Linked DNA regions of Homo sapiens: region 1 is linked to region 2. The links are chromatin loops, found by intact Hi-C in ENCODE. Cell type or tissue: MCF 10A. All regions are shown on one strand.

Evidence for each region. A loop is a pair of places that touch in the nucleus more often than their neighbours do. Peaks named below come from ENCODE experiments on the same cell type or tissue, not always from the same donor. Only the 100,000 strongest peaks of a DNase experiment are listed, where the experiment ranks them.
Region 1: a loop joins it to region 2, with 3 times the contacts of the local background. A loop is called at or near these places in 2 of 110 quality-filtered maps.

Annotation. Positions count from the first base shown.
Region 1 is chr5:146,076,213-146,084,212 of GRCh38, forward strand. It overlaps a transcript of SH3RF2 not described here. Among named protein-coding and RNA genes, the nearest start is that of PLAC8L1, 25 kb to the right of the region's middle. RefSeq lists an enhancer at 367-536. In MCF 10A, no CTCF peak of the experiment used is centred here; a DNase peak (open chromatin) is centred at 3,659.
Region 2 is chr5:146,422,819-146,430,818 of GRCh38, forward strand. No RefSeq gene overlaps it. Among named protein-coding and RNA genes, the nearest start is that of TCERG1, 21 kb to the right of the region's middle. In MCF 10A, a CTCF peak has its summit at 4,523 (motif pointing left); a DNase peak (open chromatin) is centred at 4,513.

The DNA.
Region 1 (8,000 bases), 350 kb before region 2:
AGCAAACAAACCACTGCTACTCGCTTGGGATGCAGATGCTGTAATCTGGGAGGGGCATTCTCACAGCTGCCGACACCAAGACTGATAATACAGATCAAAGCGGCCATCTCTGGGCCCATTGTGATATTAACAGGTTGAACCTTCTCCATAGGTGGACACCCAGCATCAGCACTGGCACCAACCTAGGCACAGGGAGGAGAGGCAGGATATGTCTAAGGCAGACCGCCTTCCTTTTGAGGGCTAAAATTGGTAAATAACAAAATGAACCCCCCGCCCATGTTCAGTGGTATGTAGTGAAGACAGCATAACTCCAAATCCTGTGTAATTTATTGACATGGTGAGACGCAGAATGCATCCTCGTTATCAAGGAATGCCTGCTTCTCCCGCTGAATGCAAAGCAGCCACCTGGAGCCTCTGACAGCTCTTACTTGCTGTTGTGCTGAATGGAGCACATTAGCTAATGAGGAAGTGCTGCATTGCATTTGCAGGCCCTGGGAGCTCAGAGCAGCTCAGTTTTGAGCCCAGATGTGGTTGTCTGCTTGAAAATTGGGGCTCCTCTGGTACATTCAGTCTCTGGAGCCAAAGATCTTAGTTCTGCCTTTGTAAGTTGGGAGTTTAGGTAAGACTCCCCAAATTGATGTGATAAGACTTCCACAAACCGCTTGTAAGATCTGACTGTTCCACACCACCCCCACAAAGAATGAGGCTGTGATCATTATTAAAGTTTCCCCAAAGAGAAAACTAGCCTGTTACATCAGCACAAGTCCCTGGACAGAAAAGAAATCAGGGTCTAGATGAAAGAAAATTGGACAGGAGATAGAAAATTATCGAACCAATTTCCCATCATCCTTTTAGCTTTCTCCTTTCCTCCTCCAGCATGGTTAGTTTGGACTTTATTTGTACTCAGAAGGGCCAAGAGCCATGCAACAAAGTCATAAAGATCGAACTTCTGTTATGTGCAATCAAACCACCTGCCCTCCCCTCACAAGGGGCTGCCAGAGAGGTTTGGCTGCACTTTCCTCTGGAGCATCCTCAGCCTAGAAAGAGAAAGGAGGCAAGAGATTGGCCAGGGAGGGGAGGATATTGATTACATGTGTGAGGATCATAGGAATGCAGGTTGAGTTTGGTCATCAAAATACAATATTTGAGACCTCAGAGAAATTCTGGGGGCTCATGGATTTTAACTTTTTATTTTTGAAATAATTTCAGACTTTTATAAATGTTTGCTAAAACAGTGCAAAGAGTTCCTGTAAACTCTCCCACTAGGTTCCCCAAAAGTTAACATTTTACCAGGTTCATTTTTATTTTTTCTGGACCATTTGAGTGTAAGTTGGAGACTAAATGCTCACTTATCCCTAAACATTTCAGTGTGTATTTTTTAAAAATAAGAATATGCACTTACATAACCATAATAAAATCATGTTGATATAGTACTATTAACTAGTCTACAGGTCTTATTCAATTGCCCTTCTATTTTTTAATTGTCCTGTTTTCCCTTATAGAAAAATTATTTCAAAAGTCTTTTCTAGGACCCCTTTCAAGACCACATCTTGCATATAGTTGTCATACCTCTTTAGTTTCCTTTAATGTGGAACAGTTCCTCAAGATTCATTTTCTTTCATGGTCTTGGAATTTTGAATATTATAAGCCATTTATTTTATGGAATGTCTCTCAATTTGTGTTTGTTGTTTCTTCATCATTAGATTCAGGGTTTAGAGTAGGAGTAGGGGGCTTGGCAGTAACGGATGATAACCGGTAGAATGAAATAGGAATCCCTGAGCCTATACTGACATAAATAAATAAATGTAGGAGAAGGAAAAGCTCTCCCTTATGGTCAAGTGCCAACCTCTGAGTGTAAAAGGAATTATGGAATTAAAAAAAATAATTTGGCAACCATTCAGTAGTAATTGGTTCAGGCAATAACCATGAATGAATATTAAAACTAGTGGATGAAAGCTTGAAAAGTCTCAGAATATCTCCTCACAAGATACTTATTAGTCACTGAAGGAAAAAGAAATCACAACTTTACAGTACCAAACACCTTAACCAAAACACCAAAGTTAGCATCACAAGCAATGAGGAAACAGATACTGTGTACCTCCTGATATGATGCACTCAGAAGACCACAGCATCTCTTCTGGGAGAAGATAAATTTCTGCCCAAAAGATGTTAAGAATTCTGAAGAACTATAGTTCTTCCCAGCTGCATTCGCACACAACAGACTCTGAAATCCTTTTTACCTTACAGAGCCTGCCTTGGTCATCTTCCCAGGAGGAATTCATGACAACTGGGATGCAGAAGAGAGCAAATGATCTGCTGGGATGGAAACTGCTCAATGGAGAGTTTGTGGACTGCATGATATTCCTTGAACATCAGGGATGGTACAGGGATACCAATAGTCTGGCCTCCAAGACAGGAGAGTAATAGGAGGAAGAGCAAATCTGTCTTCACCTGCAGTATTAATGGGTGGTGGGCCAGAATGGAGGAAAGCAAGTGAGTCATGTGCTGCTACAGGTTACACCAAACTCCCATCCCTCTGTTACTCACTGCTGTTGTCAAAGCCAAACTTTATCTTGCTAATTTCTCACAGCTTGGCACCTAACAAATGACAAGGCAGGACATCCAATGCCTTCGAGCTCTGTGGTCTGGCCTGTCTCTCCAGATCAGATTTAGAGTGAGGTAGCAGATGACATAATATTCTCTTTGGTGTTCAATCCGAAGAGGCCAATGCTTCAGCACAATGTCCCCTAGCCATCACCCCCAGCCCGACTCCCCACCAAGCATCCTGCATCCCTCTGCCACATCTTCATTCTTTTCCATTCTGTCTTTTCCCCGATACCTTCTGACCCCAGGGATTTCTAATAGAGCATAATGATCAAGAAAATAAAGACCTGGTACATAAAGAGTCTCAGAAAAAAAATCCATGATGTTATATGAAAGATACCAAACTGCAATGCTTACAAAGAGGCTATTTCAAGTAGAAAGATATAAATATCACTTATAACCATGCATCCTTTATGTTCATAAATAAGTCATCATAAAGAACAAGCCATTAGAAGACATTCTAATCCTTGTTTTTAAAAAAAAGACTATAATCTAAGATACAATTCTAAAATTACTGTGCTAACCTGCAAGAGACATTGCTCACATAAATGAAATTCATATATACCGTGATGTTATTTGAACCATATATTTTCATCTTCTCCTCCTCTCTTAAGACATCAATAAGAATTTGATTTTTAAAGGCACATGCTGCTCTGATTATCAAAGACAATAACACAAATGCAGCATCACTGGGATATGTCGGTTGTTTTAAAGTTCAGATCCTAATTTTACTGAGGAAGCATCCTCAGTTTTTCATCCAGCCCTGCTTGTAAACAGGATCCAGCATCAGCCAGACCATGAGCAGAGTAAGGATTGCATCTGGAGGTTACAGAAATGTTTTCTTCTATGTGAAGCTATCACATGCAGGGGTTAAACAGGCAGCCATCTTTTAATGCGATGAATAATTTGGACTTCTTAGCCACACCCTTGTCTCGGTTAACCACAGGAGGAGGTGACAATACACCACAAGAAGCCCCAGAGTTCTGGCTTTATCTGCCAAGTGGTAGGTGAGAAGGGAAGAGGTGGGATTGAGCACACTGGCTATTTATACCTTGTCTTCAAAGCCCTCTTAGTCACATTTCCATCTTCATGCATTGGCTTCTGCCTTACAATTGAGCAATAGGAAACCACCACTCCTAATTTTTGCACGTGCTGCTTTTTAAGTCTCTGGGAACTTTCCATGAGGTATAGTGGAGGGTTTCATAAGGATTTAGCTCTTCCTTCGAACCTGCTTGGCCGATAAACCAGATATTTTTTTAAAACACAGCATACAGATTCCAAATGATCAAGGATCAAAAAGTGTTGGGGATGTCAGGAAGGATGCAAGGATGGGCTTGAATGATCACAATGAGTCAACCCAGAAATGTGCAGTAGAATAGTTTGCTAATGGTGACATCTGAGTTGCATCTCCCGGAAATATTGTTTCTTATTATTACACTTTGGGTCGGGGGAAGGGGTGTTAAGGGTAAAAAGAGGAAGGAGCAAATAGATAAAGAGAAAAATTCATGCCTCCAGGAAACATAAGCAGAAAAACTATAGACTTGTGTCTCTGCTTATTTTTTTAAGTACAGTGTTTTTAATAGACCAAAGAGAATCTCTATGAGTTAATATGTATGTGAATAATGTTTATAAAAGGGGTATAATGTGTTAGTCATTATGGAATATTGTATAAATAAACCTTCCATATATAAAACATATAAAAAATGATTGCTTAGGGCAGTGGACACTTAAGGACTTCCAAACCTTTCATATCTTCATCCCAAAAAATAGAGCGTTCCAGGGCTGGCAACTTATTTCCTTAGTATATTCCACTGTAAAGCCAAGAGGTGTGGGGGCTTGTTTTCTGGTTTTGTAATTTGTAATAATCCGTATGGATTACTGTAAAATGTCTGTTGCATGTGTGTTGGTGTTGGTGTTGGTGTTGTTTACCCACATGGAGTCATCAGAGATTTGTTCCACACTTTGTATCCTGGAAAACCAAAAGGAATTTTCTTTTCTTCGAGACAGAGTCTCGCTCTGTCGCCCAGGCTGGAGTGCAGTGGTGCCATCTTGGCTCACTGCAACCTCCGCCTCCCGAATTCAAGTGATTCTCCTGCCTCAGCCTCCCGAGTAGCTGGGACTACAGGTGCGTGCCACCTTGCCCTGCTAATTTTTTGTATTTTTAGTAGAGACGGGGTCTCACCGTGTTAGCCAGGATTGTCTCGATCTCCTGACCTTGTGATCTGCCCGCCTCGGCCTCCCAAAGTGCTGGGATTACAGACGTGAGCCACCATGCCCGGCCTGGAATTTTCTAGTAAGAAGAAAAACATACAGAATATGTCTTCACTGTTGGGTAACTCTCAAATTTGTAGCAATCCAGATTTTTTGTAAAACTGTGCTAATGGGATATTTAATGTCAGAGTTATTGTCTCTCACTTCAATATCTAGTACTGGATAATGTTTCTCCTGGGAGCACGTATTTTTTTTTCAAGTCCTCTTTTCCTGGACTTAACATGTTCTTCTAGAAGACACCAGAAGTCATGACCCTAAGCCCCCTCCCTTCAGGACCACTTTCTACCATCGGTTTTCAAAAAACTATCCACATGTTAATTCTGTTTTATGTTCTGTGATTCTGTGGTAGACTCAGTGCTTTCAGAGTCCAGAGCTTGACTTGGGTTAGTGGCCTTAATGAAGTGCTAAATTTGCTCTTTACCGCGAGACTGATCAGAAGAAGCAAAAGGGGAAAGGGGGCTAGAGGTCCACTCGCACCTTTTACATCAGACAAGAGGAGGACTGTGCCAGAAATCTGTGCATGAAACACCATCTGCTCTTCATGCAGGGAGGGGTCAACCGTGTGAACGTGCAGAGATTACTCGAGCCTTCTTTGCCAAAAATATGCATTCTTCCCAGCTGTAAGCGTGTGAAGCCAAATATGTCTTTTAGCATGAAACAATAAAAACATGTTTATTTTCACTTAATAGGTTATTCCCCAGGCCTGGATTTTTTTTTTTTCAGTAGTTGATTTGGAGAGGGCAACACTTCATCATAAATTGTCAACAGTGAGCATTTGATTTCTCCCAAAGGGGTTTAACTCCTGGCAGCTGCTCTGGACATCCAAAAGGGAGGGTTGGGAGGAGAGGAAATCACTTTGACGGATGGGAATTGCTAAGTTTCAGTGGAGGTAGGTGGAGAAACAGGCAAGAAACACTTCCTTTTAATGCTCAGCAGGCTGAATTCACCTCTGTGGAGCAAACTCTGGTTTGTACAACCATGAGGGCCCACAAAGGCCTCTTGGCTGGAAGTCTTCTCTGCCTGATGAGTGCAAAGGTTAGGTGCACAGCCTCAAGTGCCTGATTTCCTGTGTTGCCAGCTGTTTAGCCTTGGGTAAGTTACCTAACCTCTCTGTGGCTCAGATCCCTTTTCTAGAAAATGGAGATATAATAGCACCTTTCTAAGGGATGTTAAGGATAAATTTCTTAAAACATGTAGAGTGCTTTGAAGAGTGCCTGGCACATATAAGTGCTTCATAAAATTAGTATTTTACCACCTTCACAATGTTTGCCATATCCATCTATTGCCTGTGTTATTATTTACTTAAAATTCTTATTTTAATTGACTCAGTTTTCTTTTTTGAGGTGGGGGCAACTTCATCTCTAGTATCAACTTTCATCTAGAATTTAATTTAAAGGAAAACTTTATGTTCCAATAGTAAATTAGTAAAATTTGGCCAGGTACAGTGGCTCACACCTGTAATCCCAGCACTTTTGGAGGCCAAGGCAGGTGGATCGCTTGAGCCCAGGAGTTCGAGACCAGCCTAGGCAACATGGCAAAACCCTGTCTCTACTAAAAACACAAAACTTAGCCAGGTGTGGGGGCACACGCCTATAATCCCAGCTACTCTGAGGCACAAGAATTACTTGAACCCAGGAAATGGAGGTTGCAGTAAGCCAAGGTCATGCCACTGCACTACAGCCTGGGCAACAGAGCAAGATTCAGTCTCAAAAAAAAGGAAAATTAGTATCATTTTCCACAAATATAAAGTAGCCATAAAACAGTAATCACACTTATTGAGTCCATCCTACCTGCCAGGCAGTGTGCTAAATGTCTTGATGTACAATTCTCATGCCCTGCAAAGTCAGTACTATCACCATCTCACTTTCCGGATAAGGAAACTGAAACAGAGAGAGGTTAGCAAGTTTGCCTATGGTTGTGTAATTAGTAAACAGAGGAGGCATTTCAGGCTGCAGAACCCAGGTTCTTTGGCACTGTTCGGTGCTGCTGCCCTAACAAAAACATCTACCAAACATGGTAGATGGTCACTTCTTAGGGCTGCTAAAATAAATGATCACAAACTGGGTAGCTTATTCTGTCACGGTCTGGAGGCTAGAAGTCCAGTATTAAGATGTTGGCAGGGCCATGCTCCCTCCAAAATCTCTGAGGGAGGATTTTCTCTTGCCTCTTCCAACCTCTGGTAGCCCCAGGCATTCCTGGGCTTGTGGCAGCATCACTCCCATCTCTGCCTTTGTCTTCACATACCCGTCTTCCCTCTGTGTCTCTATCTTTGTGTCTTTTCTCCTCTTCTTGTAAGGACACCAGTCATACTGGATTAGGACCCACCCTGAAGATCTCATTTTAAACTAGTTACAACGGCAAAGACCCTATTTCCAGATAAAATCGTGTTCACAGTTACCAGGGGTTAAGACTTCAACATATCTTTTGATGGAGGAGTGGGAGGTGGGGAACACAATTCCACCTATAGCTGTTGCTGCCTGAGGTTTTGAACCTGGGGCCTGAAGAAGATTTCTAAGTGTTACAGAAGTGTTCAAGATGAGCACCAACCTGAGACTTTCTCCTTCAAGCAATCAGACCTGAAGAGTTGGGACAAGGGAAAGACAATGGCTGATGTGTTTCAGTGACATTTCCAGCCAGTCCAGATGCTACCTAAAGTTAGCCACCTCCTGCCCCATCCCTGATACTCTGAGGAAGGTGGCTTGACATAAGAAAGCCACATAACAACTCCTCCAGCTTCTCAGACATCCCTCATGAAAGGATGGCAGTAGAAATCTGGAGGGGGAAAAGCAAGCTTCCAAAACTCCAGCAGGGGAGGGGAGGCACAAAACTCACCTCTAGGCTGGGCGCGATGGCTCACGTCTGTAATCCCAGCACTTTGAGAGGCTGAGGCGTGTGGATCACCTGAGGTCAGGAGTTCAAGTCCAGCCTGGCCAACATGGTGAAATGCCGTCTCTACTAAAAATGCAAAAATTAGCCAGGTGTGTTGGTACATGCCTGTAATCCCAGCTACTCAGGAGGCTGAGACAGGAGAATTGCTTGAAGGCAAGATGGCGCCACTGCACTCCAGCCTGGGTGACAGAGCCAAGACTCTGTCTCAAAAAATAAACAAACAAGAAAACTCACCT
Region 2 (8,000 bases):
TGAGCAGAGATCACACCATTGCACTCTAGCCTGGATGAAAGAGTTAAACTCTGTCTCAAAGAAAAAAAAAGTATATATATATAATCAATAAGGATAGGAAAACCCTAATGTTGAATTTAAAAAGAAACAAACGAACCTATTTCAAGGTTTAAAGGCTTTTAAACAGACTTCTACTTTTAAGTGGGCTACATTCTAAGGACATTTTTTAAAACTGTAATCTTGAACTTTGTTAGGTTTGTTGTTGGTAGTGGTGTTGATGTAGTAAGTCTAATATTATTGAGTATTATAGAAGAGAGCAGAAGAGTAAATATAGTGATGTTCATGAAAACCAGCATTCTTCCTTTGAGAAAAGAGAGGTAAAAATATGGGCTGGGCGCAGTGGCTCACGCCTGTAACCCCAGCCCTTTGGGAGGTCAAGGTGGGATCACTTGAGTCCAGGGATTCGAGACCAGCCTGGGCAACAAAGCAAGACCCCATCTATAAAAAAAAAAAAAATTAGCTGGGTAAGGTGGTATGTACCTGTAGTCCCAGCTACTTGGGAGGCTGAGGCAGGAGGATTGCTGGAGTCTGGGAGGTTGAGACTGCAGTGAGTTATGATATTGCCATGGGACTCCAACCCAGGCAACAGAGCAAGACCTTGTCTCAAAAAAATGAAAAAGATAAAAATATGGACTGGGAGGACAAGAGGAAGAACTGCTGGTATTGGATTGGAGTTGGGGGATTCAGATAAATTAATGATTTTAAATAAAATATACTTTCTGGCTCTGTCTACTGAAAGGGCCTAGAGGCAATGAGACTCCAATAGCAAGAGCACTCTTCCTACTCATTTTTTTTTCTAAGAACTGAAGGTTTCCACTAAAAGAAACTGAATCTCCTTGGAGAAATGGCTGATTCAATGTCTGGAGCAAAGAAAGTGCAAGATGAGCCTGGGACCTCCTCTGCTACAGAATCGTGAAATAAGTAAAGAAGCACTCAAAACCAACAGGCATATGTCAGAAGGACACAGAGACCAACTGGAAGGGGCTCCCGTTGGCCTAATTTGGGACAAATTGAGAATTGAAAAGAAAACCGATGGTAATGATTTTTCCTAGTTGACAGTGATACTCAAGAACATTAAAAGGTGAGTATGAGAGGAGAGCATTTGCTTAAACAGCAGAATGCCAGCTTGTAAATGTGGAAGAAATGATAGGATTAGAAAAATTGTGATTTTTGCAATCACCAACATTATAATTGATTCAGTCAAAGTTTATTAATGAATGCTAGAACATGGTAAAAGTTGTGGAGGAACAAGATATTTTCATATCCTCCATGTACCATCCCAGAGATTACTTATTAATTATAAAGTGGGGAAATATACCTTTACAGTGAAGAATTCTAGCAGGCAACACCTTAATCAGAGGATTAAATTTAGCATCACCTATAACAGGGCACAGTGATATCATATGCCTCTTGTTATGAACACTGAGAGGGACCCAACATCACTTCTGTAGAAGTTTTTGCTAAAAGTCTTTAACTAAATCTAATTCTGAAGAAATATCCAGATAATCCAAATTGTGGGACATTCTATAAAAGAACTGACCTGAAGGCCCTCTCCCCATTTCCCCGCAAATGTCAAGAGAACTGTTCTAAAATAGACTATAGAGACGTGACAGCTAAAACAGCATGTGATTCTTGATGAATCCCGGATAAAAACAAAAACAAAGGCAAAACTAAGACAAAACAAAACAAGTAAAGCTTCAAAGGGTGGTACTGGGGGAAAAGCTATATATATTTAATAAGACTTTTAAAATATTAGATAATACCTCAATGTTGAATCTATTAGATTGACAATTTGGTTATACAGGAAAATGTCCTTGTTTCTTTGGAGGTAAATGCCAAAGTACTATGGAGTGAAGCTTCATAAAGTTTTTAATGTACTTTCCAATTTTCAGCCCCCAAACCCCACTATCTATCTATCTGTCTATGAAAAACACCCATATACGTATATGGAGTTATGTACAATAAACAAGAGTAGTGAAATGTTAACAATGGGTGATTGCAGGTGAAGGATATTTGAGAGTTCATTGTATTTTCTTTTTAAACTTTTCTGTAGGTTTAAACATTTTCAAAATAAAAGGTTGGGAGTTAGGGAGGCATAAACATGTGGGCTGCCGGTGGATGCCTGGCCCCAAGGCAGTCAACCTACAGATTCACAGCTAGAGACCTAGGACCTAAGCCACATGGCCTGAAAAGATGAGCTATTCTATATTGGTCAGGATCCTCTTGGCTTCAAGTAACAGGACACCCGAGTCAAAGTAGCTTAAACCTTAAGGATACCTCATGTAACAAGAAGTCTGAAGGTAAGTGGCTCGAGGGCTGGTCAGTTTGTCAGCTCAAGGATGTTGACGCCCTCTTCTGTCAGTTTCTCTGTCGTTCTCTTGGCTTTGCCTCATGGGTGCATGATAGGTACAACCGCGTCATGCATCATGTCCTCATGTGACATCCAAAGCAGGCAGGAAGCGGGTGGGCCAGCTCCCTCTCAGGCCTCCCCGTCTCGTATCAGGGATAACACTCTTTCCCATAATCCGCCCCCCAGCCCCGCAAAAGTTCCCTTACCTCTCAGCGCTCTTACAAACCAATGATGTATTCACCACCTGAGGTTGTTCACCTGAACAAACCTGATGAGGAGGGTGGTTGCTGAGTGGGCAGCCAGCGGTGTTGGCCACAGGAGCCAACCAGACTCCCCCCGCTCAGGAAACTAAGCCTAGAAACGCAACTTGTGTGTGCTGTTAGCAGTCCAGCTGATGGTGAATGGACAAGAAGTTGAGGACATGAGCCATGGATAAGCCAAGGTTAAGACAAAAGAAAACACCATCTCTATCCCTGTAGTGATAGAGGGTGAGAAAGCCATTTGGTAGGGAAAGTGAAATAGAGCACATGGTCTGAGTCAGTGAAGCTGCCCTTAGGGTTAGAAATGGCTCCCCCAGCTGCCTGGATCCCTGATGTTTTCTGGTTAAGATTTCAGTTCCAGGCCACATAGAATGGACTAGTCAGAACTCCTTATTGGCCAGTAACAGAACAAAATACTGCCCTGGCATCAAAGAGGAATTAGTTTAAAATGTTCAGGAATGTCTTACTATCTAAGGCAAGAATTGTAGGAAGTGTAGCCAGGCCTTAGAAAGTGCTAGCACCAGGTGGCTTCTCTTTGACTCTTGTCTCTGTGTTTCTCTACTGAGCATTTTATTCTTATCTCTGCAGTAGATAAGCAAATATCTTCGCATCTGGTCTCCAATGTTATTATCATACATCCACCCACATCTCCTGAATTCTCATTAAAGTTTTGACGCTGCTGAGAGCCCATGTGGTAGACAGTCCCTCGGTCCTACTTTCAAATTCCCAGAGGAGAGAAGCTGAGAAGCCTAAGTTGGGTCAGATGTCCAATCTGTCAAGTCCATGGGCTTCAGGTCACAACAGATAAATAGTGGGTAAGGAGGAGGAGTATTAGGAGAAAGGGGTCACTGATGTAAGGCCGCAAAGATATCCCAACGGCATCCACTATGATCCCCTTAAAGTACTGGTTCTCAAGGTTGGGGGTAGGAATTCCTCCCCACCCCCACTTTTGGCAATGTCTGGAGGCATTTTTGGTTATTACAGCTTGGGGGGTGGATGCTACTTCCATCTAATGGGTAGAGGCCGGGGTGTTGCGAAACATCCTAGAATGCTCCTATGACAGAAAATTACTTTGTCCAAAATCTCAATAGTACTGAGGTTGAGAAATCATGCTCCCCTTTTGATCCTGTAATGGGCCTTTCCACCAAATGGAGCATCGGTATTCACAGAGCACAAACCCATGCCTAATATGTAGGAGGACTCTTAAATATTTGCTGGACAGAAGGTGAGTGAAAATACCATTCTAAAACAGGGTGGACACTGATTCTACTTCTGATTACCCAGGTTCAGGGTGTACTCTGGGTGAAGCCACCATGGGAGCGCACAAAGGCAGGGAATGGTGAAATTCTTGCCTTGGGGAGTGGAAGGTAGGGGTGTGTAGAACAGAAGATGGAATAAGCAGAAACAGATGCAAATAGAAGACAGAACCATAAACCCACGCACAACTTGCTCTTGCAAGTGCTCACAACACAAGTAGCAGCTGCTTCTCTGGTACCTGCCCCTCCTACACACCATAAGGGAGAGCTGCCGAGCCTTAAGTCCTAAACAGCTGTAGGATATGATATAAGCATCTTTCCCCCCAGTAATTCGTCGGGCAGGCAGGTACAGGCTCCAGGCCACTGGGGTTTCTTTTTTGGTTTAGTAGATACATGTGCTTTCATTTCTTAAGGAACATTGTCAGCCTGAAATCTTAGAAAAACAAAAACACCTGTAAATAATTCAGAGTGAAGACAACTCCAGAAATAAGGAGAGGGAAGAGTTTGTAAGGCTGAGTATTTTCCTAAAACTCCTGACAACCAGAGTCTACTACTGGGCAAAGGAGAATAAGTTTTCTGGCAGAAACGCCAGAAAAGTTAGATAATGCAAAGTCTTTGCTGCCCTCTACTGATGAAAATGAAGACTAACGTGTGGTTTGAGAGGAGAGAGGTTTTTCAATTACCATTCCATTTTTTCATTTACTTTTTCAACACCTATTTACTCAGCTTATACTTGGTGCAGGTGATGTGCAAAGCATTGAGTACAGTAGCAAAAATTACAGAGCAGGTGCTTGTTCTCATGAAACTTACAATCTGCCAAAGGAAACCAATTTTGTATGTCAACAAACAGGAAACATTTTAAGGTTGTTGAAAGTGCTCTGAACGTTAACAGGCTAATGTGGAGATGTGTGGGTGGGGGAGACGGGGTACAGGGGGATGGCAGGCAATTTAAGAATGGAAGGTTGTGACAACGCCAGCTGTGCCAGGAGAGGCCAAGAGCTTTTCATGCAGAGAGAGAAGTGGGTGTAAACTCCAGAGACAGAAAAGTGCTCCCTGGGTCCTTGAACTCCGTGCAGGAGCAGAGGGCTGTGTGGAGAGGCCAGAGAAGTGGGCAAGTACCAGTTCACAGAGGGTCCCAGTATTTTGCCCAGGAGCTGGGATTTTGTTTGGGATACATTTTATTCAGAAGAGGAAGCTATTGAGCATTTGCTATTTTTGTCTTTCAAGGACTATTTTTTTTAATAGTACATACTCGCTACAGGGTATCAATAAAGATTTTTTTTTCCCAGAAATATCAGAAAGTTTAAAAAGTGCATACATTAAATAACTATATTAACATCTAGAGAAGCCGGGCGCAGTGGCTCACGCCTGTAATCCCAGCATTTTGGGAGGCCGAGGTGCGTGGATCACTTGGGGTCAGGAGTTCAAGACCTGCCCGGACAACATGGTGAAACCCTGTCTTTACTAAAAATACAAAAACTAGCTGAGCGTGGTGCCACGCACCTGTAGTCTCAGTTGATCCAGAGGCTGAAACACGAAGATTGCTTGCACCTCGGAGGCGGAGGTTGCAGTGAGCCAAGATCGCACCACTGCACTCCAAGCTGACTGACAGAGCGAGACTCCATCTCAAAACAAAACAAAAATCATCTAGAGGATTATTTTGTCTTCTGTGTGGATGATGGACAGTAGGGCAGCGGGGCAAGAGGAGGAGACAGAGCCAGGTGGTGCTGTGTGGGAGTCAAGCTGGGAAGATGGACAGAAATGAATGGATATGAGGTGGCTTTGGTGGTCTCACCTTCAGGACCCTCTGGTGGGTTGGATGTGGAGGACAGTGACACGGAGAGAGCTGCCAAGGCTGTGAGGACAAGAAAATCAGCTATGACACACGTTTGAAGAGCAGTGGCACCTGCAGGCTCCATCCCTGGCTCTTTGCTGGCCAGTGGGCCAGGGCCATTTGCCTGCCCACCATGCTCTCTCCTCCTGCCTAGTCTGGGTGATTACACCTGACAGGGTTCAGAGAGGCATCCCTCATAAAAATGGCCATAAAGCCGTTTGCTAATACGAAGCCTCCCATAAATGTCAGGTGATGAGAATTACAGCCCCGCAGGCTCATAAAAGAGCATGTCATGGCTTGAGGAAGCCACAGCGACGGTGAGGGCACCAGACTGTCTTTCCAAGCTGTATTTTAGTTTCGGGGAAGATATGACTGGAGGAAGTGCAGTGCTGGCTGAGGCCAAAGTGGCTCAGAACCTTAAGTGAAAGGCCCAGTTATGAAACCTGTCAGCAAAGCTTCCGTCCCGTGGCCCAGGGCTTCTTCAAGGTGAAGTGGAATGTATTCTGAACTTGTAGAACTTAGCCAGGAGGAGTAGGGGCATTAGTGAACCTGGCCTCAGGCAGCCTCTGATTCCGGGGAATAAACAACATACTGTTTCCTACTTTTTCCAATCCTTGACCCACCTGTCAGCTAATTAGTACATAGCCCAGGTGTTCTCTCTGCCTTGAGCTGCTCCCCTGCTTACCATCTGTCTAGCAATCCTTTGATGCACCCCATATGTCTCACAGCCCTGACCCCCCAACCTCTTTCTTTCTCTCCCTTTATTTTTTTTCTCTCTCTTTCATGTCCAGTCAACATTCAGCTAAAAATCGCTGGTATCCTATAATAAACATGACATTGTGCTGGGATTCTGGAAACCAGGCTGGGGGCAAAGAAACATGATATGAAGACCCCATCCAGAAGAAGTTACACATCTAGGACAGGCAGCTAGGTGAGTAACTTCTTCTGAGAGCACATCCACACTTAAAAAGTAAAACAATAGTAAATAATTGTGGCCAATATCAATATTGAAGGCTGATTGCATGCCAGGTACCTGCCAAGGGCATTAGCTCTTGTGGTCCTCCTGATAACCTGTTGAGGTGAGTACTACTATGATTCTCATGTTGAGATCAAGAGGCTGAGGCTGGGGAGGTGGGGACCTTTGCAGGGCGACATAGCCTGTGACCTTTTTAAATGCAGGTTGGCATGATCCTGAAGCCTGTATGCCGCTCGGCTCTGGCACATCAACCAGGATAAACTGAGGCTCCTAATAGTATGGGCATATCCTGCATGCTGCTCCACTTCTGGGGCCACTCTGCCTTTTGCTCGCTCTTAACTTTTCTTCCACACACACCACACATACATGTGCACACACACACATCTTGATCCATAATCCCATCCTGACCCCTATCCTTTGGATCCTAATGACATTTTGACATTGAATAAAAATTATGCAAAATTATTGCCTGCTCATTGAGAGAGCAATTTCAGGAACAAACACCAATAACCCCAATAAATTCCAATAAACTCAACATAATAATTAGCCTTAATAAATAATAAACACCAATATATTTTTGAATCAATTTTTATATTACATAACGTTGTTTTAATTTTGGGGATTAATTCTTTTTGGTTTCCTAAAGTGGTTTCTTTTCTTTTTTTTTGAAACAGGGTCTCACTCTGTCGCCCATGCTGGAGTACAGTGGCATGATCACGACTCACTGCAGCCTCAACCTCCTAGGCTTAATTGATCCTCCCAACTCAGCCTCCCAAGAAATAGCTGGGACCCCAGGCGCGTGCCACATGCCAGGCTAATTTTTGTATTTTTTGTAGCGATGGGGTTTCACCATGTTGTCCCGGCTGGTCTGAAACTCCTGGGCTCAAGTGATTCACCCACCTCGGCCTCCCAAAGTGCTGGGATTACAGGCATGAACCACTGTGCTTGCCCTAAAGTTATGTCTGGCAGTTCTTTATGTAAATTTTAGAGTGAAAATTTAATCATCAAGAGTTCTGTCTGCATCAAATTGTACCAATTTTAGGTATTATTTGTGTGAGGTTTCTTCAGTGACTTATTTTTACCAGATCCAATTTTCCTGGGTCAAATTTTGCAGATCTGCATTTCAAGATTTGCTCCATTTTTAGTCAATATCACATTTTTACCACATACAATCAGTCATAGCCATTTTCAGTTTTAATTTGTGTTGGTTATTTTTGCCAGAAATATCCCTTATAAATTGAACAGCAGATTAATGGTTTATTTACTCATTTCTTATTCAACGGGA